2 separate regions of the Homo sapiens genome follow, and region 1 is linked to region 2. Evidence: chromatin loops called from intact Hi-C (ENCODE). Cell type or tissue: GM12878. All regions are shown on one strand. Each heading gives the region's core, and the rest is flanking DNA. Links, peaks and the distances in the headings are about the cores only.

The links. Peaks named below come from ENCODE experiments on the same cell type or tissue, not always from the same donor. Only the 100,000 strongest peaks of a DNase experiment are listed, where the experiment ranks them.
Region 1: it touches region 2 in a loop (4-fold over the local background); 1 of 110 quality-filtered maps calls a loop at or near these places.

The regions. Positions count from the first base shown.
Region 1 is chr7:8,132,242-8,136,241 of GRCh38, forward strand. The region is part of intron 12 of ICA1 (islet cell autoantigen 1); the gene reads right to left. Among named protein-coding and RNA genes, the nearest start is that of ICA1, 130 kb to the right of the region's middle. RefSeq lists a silencer at 1,423-1,472 and an enhancer at 2,183-2,312. In GM12878, for the core only: no CTCF peak of the experiment used is centred there; DNase peaks (open chromatin) are centred at 70 and 2,210; H3K4me3 peaks cover 177 bases; H3K27ac peaks cover 3,518 bases.
Region 2 is chr7:7,810,602-7,818,695 of GRCh38, forward strand. All of the region lies in intron 3 of UMAD1 (UBAP1-MVB12-associated (UMA) domain containing 1), which reads left to right. Among named protein-coding and RNA genes, the nearest start is that of RPA3, 96 kb to the left of the region's middle. RefSeq lists enhancers at 5,545-5,734, 6,603-6,692. In GM12878, for the core only: no CTCF peak of the experiment used is centred there; a DNase peak (open chromatin) is centred at 5,680; H3K4me3 peaks cover 856 bases; H3K27ac peaks cover 767 bases.

The DNA of each region.
Region 1 (4,000 bases), core at 1-4,000, 320 kb after region 2:
GCCTGCTCTGTTCCCACCATTATTCAGATCCAGCACCTTTAGTCTTTCATTTTCCAATGCTTCCTTCCCCTAGCCGCAGGAGATGTGTGCCTATCTCAACAATAATCAGCCTTCACTTGATGTTGCTCTCCACCCTCCCCTCACACTTTCAAGTTACTGTTCTGGTTTCTTCTTCCTTCCACAACCACATACTCTACTTTGGCTCTACTCTTTTCTCAGCTGCCTGTAATTAAGTTCCTGCCCCCACCCTATACTGAAATAGCTCTCTTGAAGGTCAGCAGTGAGATCCTCATTGCCAGTTCTGAGGCTCTTTTCCCAGGCCTTTACCTGTACAGCATCATTTGTACCACTGCCCAGCCTGGAAATGCTGCTATCTCCTGGGAGTCCCCATGAGGCGGCTCTCTCGGATGACCTCCCATCTCCCTGACAGTACCTTCTCCACTGCCTCCTCCTATTCTGGCTGCCCTTAAGGTTTCATCCCAAACCATCATACCTTCCCTACATTCTCTATAGAAGATCTTTTCTATTCTTAGGGTTCCAATGTCACCTCAGAAGGTTCTCCAATCTCTACCTCCAATTCCAAGTTCTTTCTGGAACTCCATTTGCAAATTCCTGTCTGGGAGCCCTTCTGGGTTTGCCCATTGGTGAAGCTGCTGGTGCTCCATAGAGGAACCCTCTTACTGTGTATCTTTGCTTAGTCTGTGTTATGGTTTGCATATCTGTCCCTTCCAAAACTCATGCTGATATTTAAACCCTAGTGCGGCAGCTTGAGAGGTGCGGCCTTTAAGAGGTGATTGGGTCATGAGGGCTCTGCCCTCACAAATGGGTTAACCCATTCATGGATTAATGAATTAATGGATTATCATGGGAGTGGGATTGGTAGCTTCTATAAGAAGAGGAACAGAGACCTGAGGGAGCACATTCGGCCCCCTCACTATGTGATGCCCTAAGCCGCCTTAGGACTCAGCAAAAAAGGCCCTCACCAGATGTGTCCCCTCAGAATTGGACATTTTAGCCCCTATAACTCTAAGAAATAAATTCCATTTCTTTCTTTTCTTTTCTTGTTTTTTCTTTATAGAGTCTCACTCTGTCATCCAGGCTGGAGTGCAGTGGTGCAACCATAGCACTCCAGGCTTGAATGCCTTCTGAGTAGCTGGGACTACAGGCACATGCCACCATGCCTGGCTAACTTTTAAAACTTTTGTAGAGATAGGGTTTTACTTTGTTGCCCTCTTGGTCTCAAGTGATCCTCCTGCCTTGATCTCCCAAAGTGCTAGGATTACAGGCATGAGCCCTTTTCCTTATAAATTATCCAGGTGCCAGTATTCTGTTTTATAAGCAACAGAAAGCAAAGTTAGACAGGCTGGCTGTGAGATTACTCATTTACTCAAAGGCCTTCAGTGGCTCCCTGACTACTGGCTAAAGTAACACTCTGTCTAGTGGTATTCAGGATGTCTGCAGTCAAGCACGAATGCAGCCCTTTCAGCTACCCATCAATATAGCCATCTGGAAAGCCTTCATTCAATTTGGCAAAACTTCTCTACTTGCCATTGCTCAAACATATTCTGGGAACCTGATGATTTGTCCCAGTGAGAAAAATCATACTTTTTTTTTTTTTTTTTTTTGCAACCAATAGGAATCTTAGAGATCATCTCCTCTAACTCACTTTACAGATAAGGAAAAAGACCCAGGTTAAATAACCTACCCAATGACACAAAATTTATTAGTTACAGACAATCTTGCTAGGGACCCCAACTCACAGTCAAGGTGTTTTCTCACTGTAGCACTCTGCTTTTACTTCAGAACCTATTAAGGATCTCATGTATAAATTAATATTTAAGCTTTTGTAAAGTGTTGAGGGTTTCTAAGGTCAGATGGCTCCACTGGCAGCCAGGCACCATGCAGGCACCGTGGCAGAAAGGCTGAGATGACAGATCCATTCAGCATGTTTGCCCTGTACTGCCCAAGTTTTCAAAAATAAAAACCCTATGCCCCTGGGAGAACATTCCCTAGGAGAACTGATCCTGAACCAATGAGCAATATCTGTGTGAAAACTCACATAGAGAGGAAGCTCTTTTAAGTTTAGACACGGTGTGGGAAATTGGTGACAGCTCACTCAGGTGGTATTTTTGAACTCATACTGAGTTTCATGACCTCAGCATAAATTAGAACACAGAAGATGGAAGGAAACATAACTACATAGACCGAAAACGAGAGCACAGAAAAGCTGGCAGATAAATGTCACTTAATTTACCTTCATCTGCGTGTGAAACAGGAAGACTCCATCTCTCTGGTTTTCTCCCTCGTCCCCACTCTGGACATTATGACTAATCGTAAAGGCCACACGCTTGCAGTACAGATGAAAAACCCCAAACACCAACACTATCCTCACATCGCCCAAAGAGAGTAGGGGGAAGATAGGGAGGAAAACACCTTACGAAAATGGCTAACAAGAAAAACATATTCTATATTATAACAAACTGTACTTGTTTGGAACTCAAGAACACTGCTTCTAAGAACTTCGCTCTGATGAAAAATGATATAGATTATAATAAGAACAGAGAGAGGAAAAACAACTCCTACTCCCTGAAAAACAAAACAAAACAAAAAACAAACAACAAACCAACAGCACTGGACCCTGAGTAGGCACTAAAAAAAAAAAATTCTTGTTCATGATCCCTAAGCTTGCTACTCCATTTCACCAGTAGATGTTAGAAGACAAGTAATCTTACTGAAAAACATAAAACCTAGGGCAGGGATAAATATTTATAGACTCTTTATAGAATTTTTTTTATTTTTTTTTGAGACAGAGTGTTACTCTGTTGCCTAGACTGGAGTGCAGTGGTGCAATCTCGGTTCACTGCAACCTCCGCCTCCCGGGTTCAAGCGATTCTTCTGCCTCAGCCTCCAGAGTAGCTGGGATTACAGATGCCCATCACCAGGCCTGGCTAATTTTTGGATTTTTAGTAGAGACAGGGTTTCATTATGTTGGCAAGGCTGGTCTCGAACTCTTGACCTCAAGTGATCCGCCCATCTTGTCCTCCCAAAGTGCTGGGATTACAAGTGTGAGCCACCGCGCCCGGCCAGAATCTTTATAGAAATCTTTATAAGGGTAAATCTATAGAGAGCACTACAGGCTACAGGATGATCAGCTAAGAACAGTATTTGGTTAAAAAAAAAAATGTACCAAAGCCAGCAGTACATCCCAGGATGCTGAGGAAGACAGAGAGGAGGGAAAGTTCATGAGAAAAGAGAAGGCGCTTTTTAGAACTTGCCACTTCGTATGCGAGGAAGCAGTCAGATCCCTAGTCAGTAATATATGGACAACTGCAGGAGACAATTCTGAGTGACTCAGGAGGAACTCAGAGGTAAACATGTATGACTGCTGTGGGCTAAAAGTTTTCACCCACACCTATGGTACCTACTGAATGAGCTATTATTCTGACATGTGACCACAATTTAGAATCACAAGTCTAGAAGTAGTAACCAAGGAGGTAGCAGGAGATAAACATTTTATTTAGAATATAGACAATTAAAATTGTTTTAATTGGCTTAGTCTTGTCCTGGAGAGGGATCTTTTGGGTAAGGCCAACTTATGAGACTTAGGTGAGTTGAATTCATTGAACTGTCTTCTGCTTTGTAACACCACTTTTTTGTTCAGGTATCTGCTATTCATTTTTCTTGGCCCAATTTTGGGAAACACAAAGATTTCTCCATGTTATAATTAACGAATTGAGGTCAGATTGCCACATGTGGTCATAAGGCAGTTTGAGAGCCACTTTCACGTGTCTCAAAATGTCACTAACTTTTTTACTTAAAATAGTTTTATAAACTGTGGTCAAATATTGGTTTTCCATTATATTAGCTATTTAGTAGGAGAAAGCCAATGTCATTACGACACTGAATGGGGGTGATTTTCTGGGCAATGGCTCTTTGAGAATCGTTGCTGTTGTCACGAGCGGTCTGCTTTTTGATAACATTGTACCACGGCTTAGCCATT
Region 2 (8,094 bases), core at 4,009-8,008:
ATTAAGAGTACTTGCATTTGGGATGATAGCTACATAGGTTAAATCATTCTTTCCAGTGTTCTGATCTTCCAATTTGTCTATAATGAATGTATCTTATATTTTAAATGATAGTAATGTTGGTGATGAGGAAACAACGTATTCACTCAAGGATAGTTTTTGCAAGAACTATTTTGTGTGATAGTAAAATAGTGAAACAGTCGGTCTGTTGAGAATGATCATGAAGGAGATATGTTGGCACTTTGCTCCCTTGACTCATTTAGGTTTAAGGTCTCTTAATTAGTTGATCACAGAGTACCACATCTGACCACAATTTGTCAAAACATCTGTCCCCTGACACCCAGGGACCTTTCCAGCAGGGAGAAGAGTGAGGTGATTTGGGAGGTTATTCTTCCTATCTCTTTGGAAATCACATGGCCCAAACTTTTCTCATTAATCAACCTGTCAATGTCATTGAATCACTTATAAAGGCATATTTTCCCCCGCAAAAGTGTATGGGTTACTGGCTTGGACACATATTTGTCTAAACATCTCGCTTCTTTCTTTTTATCTATGATGCTGAGACTCCTAATTTAAAGATATGAATTTCTAGCTTTATGATAATTAGCTGATGAGAACATAATTTTATCAAAGACTTGCCAGGATTTTTGTTCATTCTTTGTTTTTCCTAATATAAAACCCTTTCTAATTTCTGATTTCTTTGGATATGAAGCATAGTTAGATTATTGCACTGTGTCATTTGAACAGATAAATTTAATTCTTTGATGTGTTTATCCTCTTATGCAGCATACCTTTTGGTAAGAAGATTTTGTAGAATGCATTTCTCCAACCTTTATTTTCATCTGAATTGCTGGGTCATATAACAAAATAGAAAGTGCACTTTTGTTGGACTCCTTAGCTCACTAAGTATGATCTAGGATATGTTGCTGAGATTTCTTCAACTTCAATTCTTAGTCCATGAAGTCGATGAATTAGGTGCAATGTTTGAGCGCCCTCCCTGCCCAGAAGTCATGACTGTTTACCTCTTTGGAAAGCGAACTGGGGTTTTGCCACAAAATGCCAACCTTTAAAATAATGCTTTGATAGGGGAGAAAGGGAGATGCGAATCTGCTGCTTAATGAAGAGATTTTAGGCATTGATTAATCAAGCTTTATGGCCTGTTGGGTGGGGAAAATTCAATGGTCCTTGCAGGTAAATTGTCAGACTTCAAAAATTACTTCAAAGATTCTTGCTCTTCCTAAGAGTGTTTGTCTTGGGAAATGATAAATTTGGTCACTGGTAGAGAACAATTAAAAATACGTTGTTATTTCTTTTAGTCTATAGGTAATCTTGACTTATTTTACAGTAAGATTAGCACAGGTTGTTTACCCAGAACACTGCCAAGATAAACTTACAGCCTGCTTCTCAAAGTTTGTGAAGGTCTTTTTCGTAACTTCAAATTTGTACATTTTTGTTACCACAACATCTGTATCCTAACTTCACCTTTGCTGGAAAAATTATAATTGAAAGGTCATAATTCTGGTGCTTTCTTCTGGCTTGCATTGGGGTTAACTAGCACACTGAAACATAATGTTCATTCACCCTAGCCAGTGAGTCCAAACCATGTGAGGTGTATGAGAGCAACCCTGTTTCCATCCAAACTGCACATATGGTGTGGGTAAGCCAGTAATGTGAGTTTTATGCAATGTTTCTGCTCATGTACACAGTCTGTTGCTCAGCACCAATTATTCCCTGCCAGAAACCCGCTAACCTGCTGCTTTTGTACCTCTGCTGGATGAAGTTAGGTAGCTTAAAATGACCACAATGATATTTATTTAACTTTAGCAATCTTTGTTTGTTAAAGTTATGTAACTTTAAGTGCCCAACACATCTGTTGATTGATCACAATTGATTGCAATTAGAATCTAAGAACTGGAACATTGTTACTGCAGTTTGTGGAGATACACATGTGTTAATTATATATATTTAGAAGGAGGAATCAAAATGTGGAAATACTAGCTTTTTGTTTATCAAATCTAGTTTTATGTCTTCAATTGAGATATTATTATTTAAAAAACGATATATAATATTCTGTTTATACTTTGGTAGTCACCTTGTTGTCATTGTTTCCAGTTTCTACTTTTATAGCTTTAAAAACCACAAAATCAGCAGGGTGAGAGGTCCATGTTGGGAGAACAACTGTTCCCTATTTCACACAGCCATCTTTTTTTTTTTTTTCAAATTCTGTTTTTTAATTAGTGGCAAATGGTCCTTATTTTGTCCTCCTTTGGTTTATATTACCATTACAACTTCTTGAGACTATATAGAGAGCTTAAGTGCAGCCATTTTTATGATGTCTTCCGACCACTAGAGATTCCTTCTTGAAGGATAAATTTCATCTGAATCTTCAGGCAGTGGAAAAGTAACATGTAGGTATGCACCTGGTCTAACTGACATTATCTGAATATTCCACTTTGTACCTACTGAGGAGTCTTCTTATGAACATGCCTACATGAGTGCACCAGCATGAATACATAGAAAAAAAATTATACTTTAGCTTAGTACAATTTACGTAGATTTTCCATTTTTCTCCAGGCGTAGCCAGCCCCATTCCTTACTATGTGCCAGGTTTCTTTGTTGTTGTTGTTGTTGTTTTTAGATGGAGTCTCGCTCTGTCGCCCAGGCTGGACAACCTTGGCTCACTGCAACCTCCACCTCCTGAGTTCAGGCGATTCTCCTGCCTCAACCTCCCAAGTAGCTGGGACTACAGGCATGCGACACCACGCCTGGCTAATTTTTGTATTTTTTAGTAGAGACAGGGTTTCACCGTATCGGCCAGGCTGGTCTCGAACTCCTGACCTCATGATCCGCCTGCCTTGGCCTCCCAAAGTGCTGGGATTACAGGCATGAGTGACTGCGCCCAGCCCCTTTTTCTGCCTTTTTATGCCACTTGCAGAGGGAGAAAAGATTGGTGTATGCTACACGTAAGAGCACAGTGATAGTGTACTGAAGTACCATTTACATTAAAAAAAAGCATATGAAAACTTTCTCACAACTTTTTAGCTGAGAAGTTGGTAAATGGTTGTATAACCCTACTTTTTAAGATGGTTTCTCTTGGAAAATAGTTTGAAGAACATGCTGTTTATTTGTTCATCGAGATATTCTGGCATTTATGACTAGCTCAAACCAACCCATCGGAGAGCTGTATATTTCTACCTCATTGCCTTAGTCCTGCACAGATTGCCTTCCTTGTACTGTTGTTCAGTTTGATTGAATAACTTGGTGAGAAACTGCTGTGTGGAATTTACTGATATTTATTATGGAGGTGTTACTAAGGCATTGTCAACTACATTAGATAGTTTCCCATGTGAAGTCCTACTTAGGTATTCTAATTTCATATTGCTTTTTATTTATTTTTTTTTTTTGAGACGGAGTCTCGCTCTGTTGCCAGGCTGGAGCACAGTGGCGTGATCTCGGCTCACTGCAACTTCCGCCTCCCAGGTTCAAGCGATTCTCCTGCTTCAGCCTCCCAAGTAGCTGGGACTACAGGCACCCAACACCACGCCCAGCTAATTTTTTTGTATTTTTAGTAGAGATGTATTTTCACCATGTTGGCCAGGATGGTCTTGATCTCTTGACTTTGTGATCCGCCTGCCTCAGCCTCCTGAAGTGCTGGGATTACAGGCGTGAGCCACTGTCATATTGCTTTTATACTAACAAAATATTTTGTTTTTCTTGAGGTGGTAATAGTCTCTTTTTCTCATGGCCATTGTAAATTTTGTGCCTAACTTTGTTTTTTCCCATTTTCCATTGGCTAGGGGGAAGCTCAGACCTAAATTTACAGTTCAGTTTTAGTAACTATTTAAGACCTTATGAGATATGCATCTGCTTGCTTTATTTTCCTCTCACCTGATGCTCCTGTTCTATATTTTTCCTGGACGTAATTTTTAAATTTATTGTGAGTCTTTTTAGTTGCCTCATTCATTTTGTAGAGGAAAGGGTTAAAATATATTCCTATATGTAAGTATATTTATGTAATACTTCTACAAAATATATTTATATTTAGAGTGTACTTTTTATTTTAATAGGTTGTAAGTGGTATACATAACCTCTAATTTTAATCATCTTTTGCTCCTCTTTCAAATCTCTGATAAAATCATACATAGGGGTTTGACTGCGAGAACGTGTGTGACATTGAGTACCTTCCTTAACCTGTCTCTCCCATGCCTCAGGTGGAGTATGGCAGTCAGCTACACACTTACCTCCAGTGCGATGTGATTTCTTCAGGGTCCTTATTGATTTGAAGATGCAGGTGAAAGGAGCCTCCTTTCCAGGTCATCAACCTTGCCAAGCTGCTTTCGGGCAGGGTGTACCGCAGGCATCTTGCAAGTCTCACTACTTGTCACATCAGCCACTTCATGGTCTCCCTTCTGTATACACTTTCAATCCTAGATATGCTTTTTAGATGGCTTACCAGTTGGATTTTTGATATCAGTATAGAGGATGTAGGACAAGTGCCTTTCTAACTTAGAGAGAAAGATTGTCTCGGGAGTGATGGTTCCTCACAGTGGCAGATTTTCATAACCCTTGCTGTAGTATGGATAGCTGTAAGAATGTGAACTGTATCAGACAGACTTGTAGCTCAGATCTTGGCTTTACCACTTATTGTACAGGGTTACTATAAGAATTTGGTGAGTCAATATGTAATATTTATTTGTATGTCTATATACACAGTATCTGATGTATACTAGATACTCAGTAAGTATTAGTTTCTTTTTAGATTGGAAGGAAATTATGGTTAATGCCTTAAAAATCATGCCAGAGTAGAGTAGAATTGATTAAATCATTTAGGAATTATGCTCAATTGAGAGTTACAGTAAAAGGCAGGGGTTTAATTTGGGGCTTAATTTTTCTCATGTGACAAGAAGTCTCATAGAAGGTAGTTAAAGTATTGATTCAGGAGCTCAGGAATGTTAAGACCAAAGTCCTATAGTTCCTCATAGTTGCAAGTTAGCTATTGCAGCTCCAGCCATCATATCTATTTTCCAGGAAGCAGGAAGGAGGAAGACAGCAAAGGGAGAATAAAACTGTGTCCAGAAACTTTTCAAAAAATCTCTAACAGTTTTACTGGCCATATTATAACATATGGCCACCCCTAGTGGCACGGGAGCCTGGTAAGGAGCCTACTTTAGCTTGGTACTTTGCTACTACCCCCAGAAAAATCAGGATTCTATTAAAGATGAAAGGAAGGATGAATATTGGGTAGGCTACAAGAGGTCTCTGACATAGATATCAACCTATTTTGCTTTTAGAAGGTTCATTTGTCCAACAATAGATATCAGTGGAGGTGGGGGAGGACAAATAGAGAGAAGCATTCATTAGTGATGCCTGGATTCTATTTAGGGCCACGAAGTCTTTGAGTAGTCATAGTGGGACAAGAAATAAAGAAGGACATTAATTTAAAAAAAAATCTTGGATAAGCTAAGCACAATGCTGGTAGGACCTTTACATGTATTAACTCATTAATTTTTACAGACGAGGTAGGCAATATTATCTATATATCTTATAGAGGAGGAAACCAAGGCTCAACAATACCCATTTCCCAAGGTCACAAAAAAAACAGTAACATTAATGGAACCGGAATTGAGACTTGCGCCTGACTAACCACAAAACCTATGCTTTGCATCGTGTTGTTTTCCTGTCTCCACTATATAAATAACGCTGCAGAAACCTGCTGTTTCACTTTGCTTCTCTTTTCCGTAGTGCCTTCTCCTGTGAGGTCCACAATAACTATATATTGACTTCAATGATTTGTGTGCAGAACTAAACTGAGTGTTCTATAAAAGATTGCTGCTGTTAGTTGCTGAAGGCTGTAGAGATGAGGCCGGGAGAGGAAGAAGTGGTGCTTCTCTCTTATCACCGCCACTCAGAGGTGGGAATGACTGCCTTGGGATATATGCCACCAGTGTCGGTAGCATTCAAGGACATTCTTTGGGACAAAGAGAATGTGGCAAAGCAGCAGTGACCAATCTGAGTGAGCCAAAGTCCAAAAGGAAAGCTGATAGAATGAGTTGGCATGGAGGTGTATCTTCTCAAGTCAGAAGCCTGGGAATTATCTTTGACTTCTTCCTCTTTCATTCTCAACCCAATTGATCACCAATCACTTTATTTCTACCTCCTCTGGCTACCTTGCTTATCTGTCCTTTCCTCTACCTCCCCACTGCAACTACAGTGGTTCTGGCCTTATCTTTCACATGGATTATTACAAAGAGTTTTTGTAATAGCCCTTAATGCCCAGTCCTACTTTCATTCAATCCATTCACCCACAAATCTGACCATGTAGTTGCCTTACTTGATGGCATCAGAGGCTCTTCAGCTGCCTGTAGGATAAAATCCAGTAATTTGTGTCTACTGTGCATATATGGTCCTTCGTGGTCTGGTCCTGCTCCTCTGTGTAAACGTTCAGGTCTGTTCTGTGTCACCATACAGAGTTTCTTACCATTTCTTGAGTATATTCCTTTCTCTTGAAGTTTGTGCAATTTCTGTCACTTCTCTGAAGAACTTTATCCCATACGTCTTGTGTTCACTGAGCAAATTCCTGTTCATCCTTCAAACCCCTGCTCAAATATCTTTCATCTTCAATGCCATTTAGTCTCCCCTCTGGTCCCTTAACACCTTGTACATCTGACCAGGAGTGCCATGAAGTGGGGATTCGGGTTGACTCATCATTGTTCCCTGTGCGTGGCATGCATCAGCCACTCAATAAATATTTAATGTTTGATGTGTGCAGGAACAGTCAGACTAGACAAAAGACAGAAGAACTTGTTATCTAAGTATTACTCTTAACCATGAAAAGCTCTAACTTTGGATAACCTCCTTACCTTTCGGTGCTAGAGTAATGGGAATATATTTGAAACATTACTTCATCTCTCCGAAGTGAATTATTCTCACCAGGTTCTTAACAGTTTCTGTTAGTTTTTCAGGTTATGTTTAATAATTCCCATGATACCAGCTGAATGATGATTCTAATTCTCAAATCCTAAAGTGACTCTTGCCTCTCTTGTCCAATTTAACCTGCCACATTGATTTTTTATTTGTTATGTATTATGACTTTCCTCAAAACTTGGTTGTATTTTGGATTTTCTTTTCTGTATCTCATCCGTTTTTGCATCCGTTCCTGACTAAAGACACATTTTCAATGGTACTTTTTACCTTTTAGATGTTTCAGTATGTTCCCCCCACCCCCTTTTCTTTGAGACAAGGTCTCACTCTGTCACCTGGGCTGGAGTGCAGTGGCATGATGTCAGCTTACTGCAACCTGCACCTTCTGGGCTCATGTGATCTTCTCACCTCAGCCTCTCGAGTCACTGGGACTATAGGCATGTGACACCAGGCTCAGCTAATTTTCTTTTTAAACTTTCAGGTTCAGAGGTACATGCACAGGATGTGCAGGTTTGTTACATAGGTAAACATGTGTCATGGGGGTTTGCCATACAGATTATTTCACCCATGTATTAAGCCTAGTAGTACTTAGTTATTTTTTCTGCTTCTCTCCCTCCTCCCACCTTCCACCCTCTGATAAGACCCAGTTGTTCCCCTCTATGTGTCTGTGTTCTCATCATTTTAACACCCTCTTATAAGTGAGTACATGCTGTACTTGGTTTTCTGTTCCTGCATTAGTTTGCTAAGGATAAAGGCCTCCAGCTCCATCCATGTCCCTGCAAAGGATATGGTCTTGTTCTTTTTTATGGCTACATAGTATTCCATGGTTTATGTGTACCACGTGAACAGACACTTTGCAAAAGACATACACCTGTCCAACAATCATATGAAAAAAAGCTCAACATCACTGATCATCAGTGAAATGCAAATCAAAACCACAATGAGATACCGTCTCACATCAGTCAGAATGGCTATTAATAAAAAGTCAAAAAATAACAGATGCTGGCAAGGTTAAGGAGAAAAGAGAATGCTTATATACTGTTGGTGGGAGTGTAAATTAGTTCAACCATTGTGAAAGACAGTGGTGATTCCTCAAAGACCTAAAGACAGAAATACCATTTGACCCAGCAATACCTTTACTGTATATACCCAAAGGAATATAAATCATTCTATTAT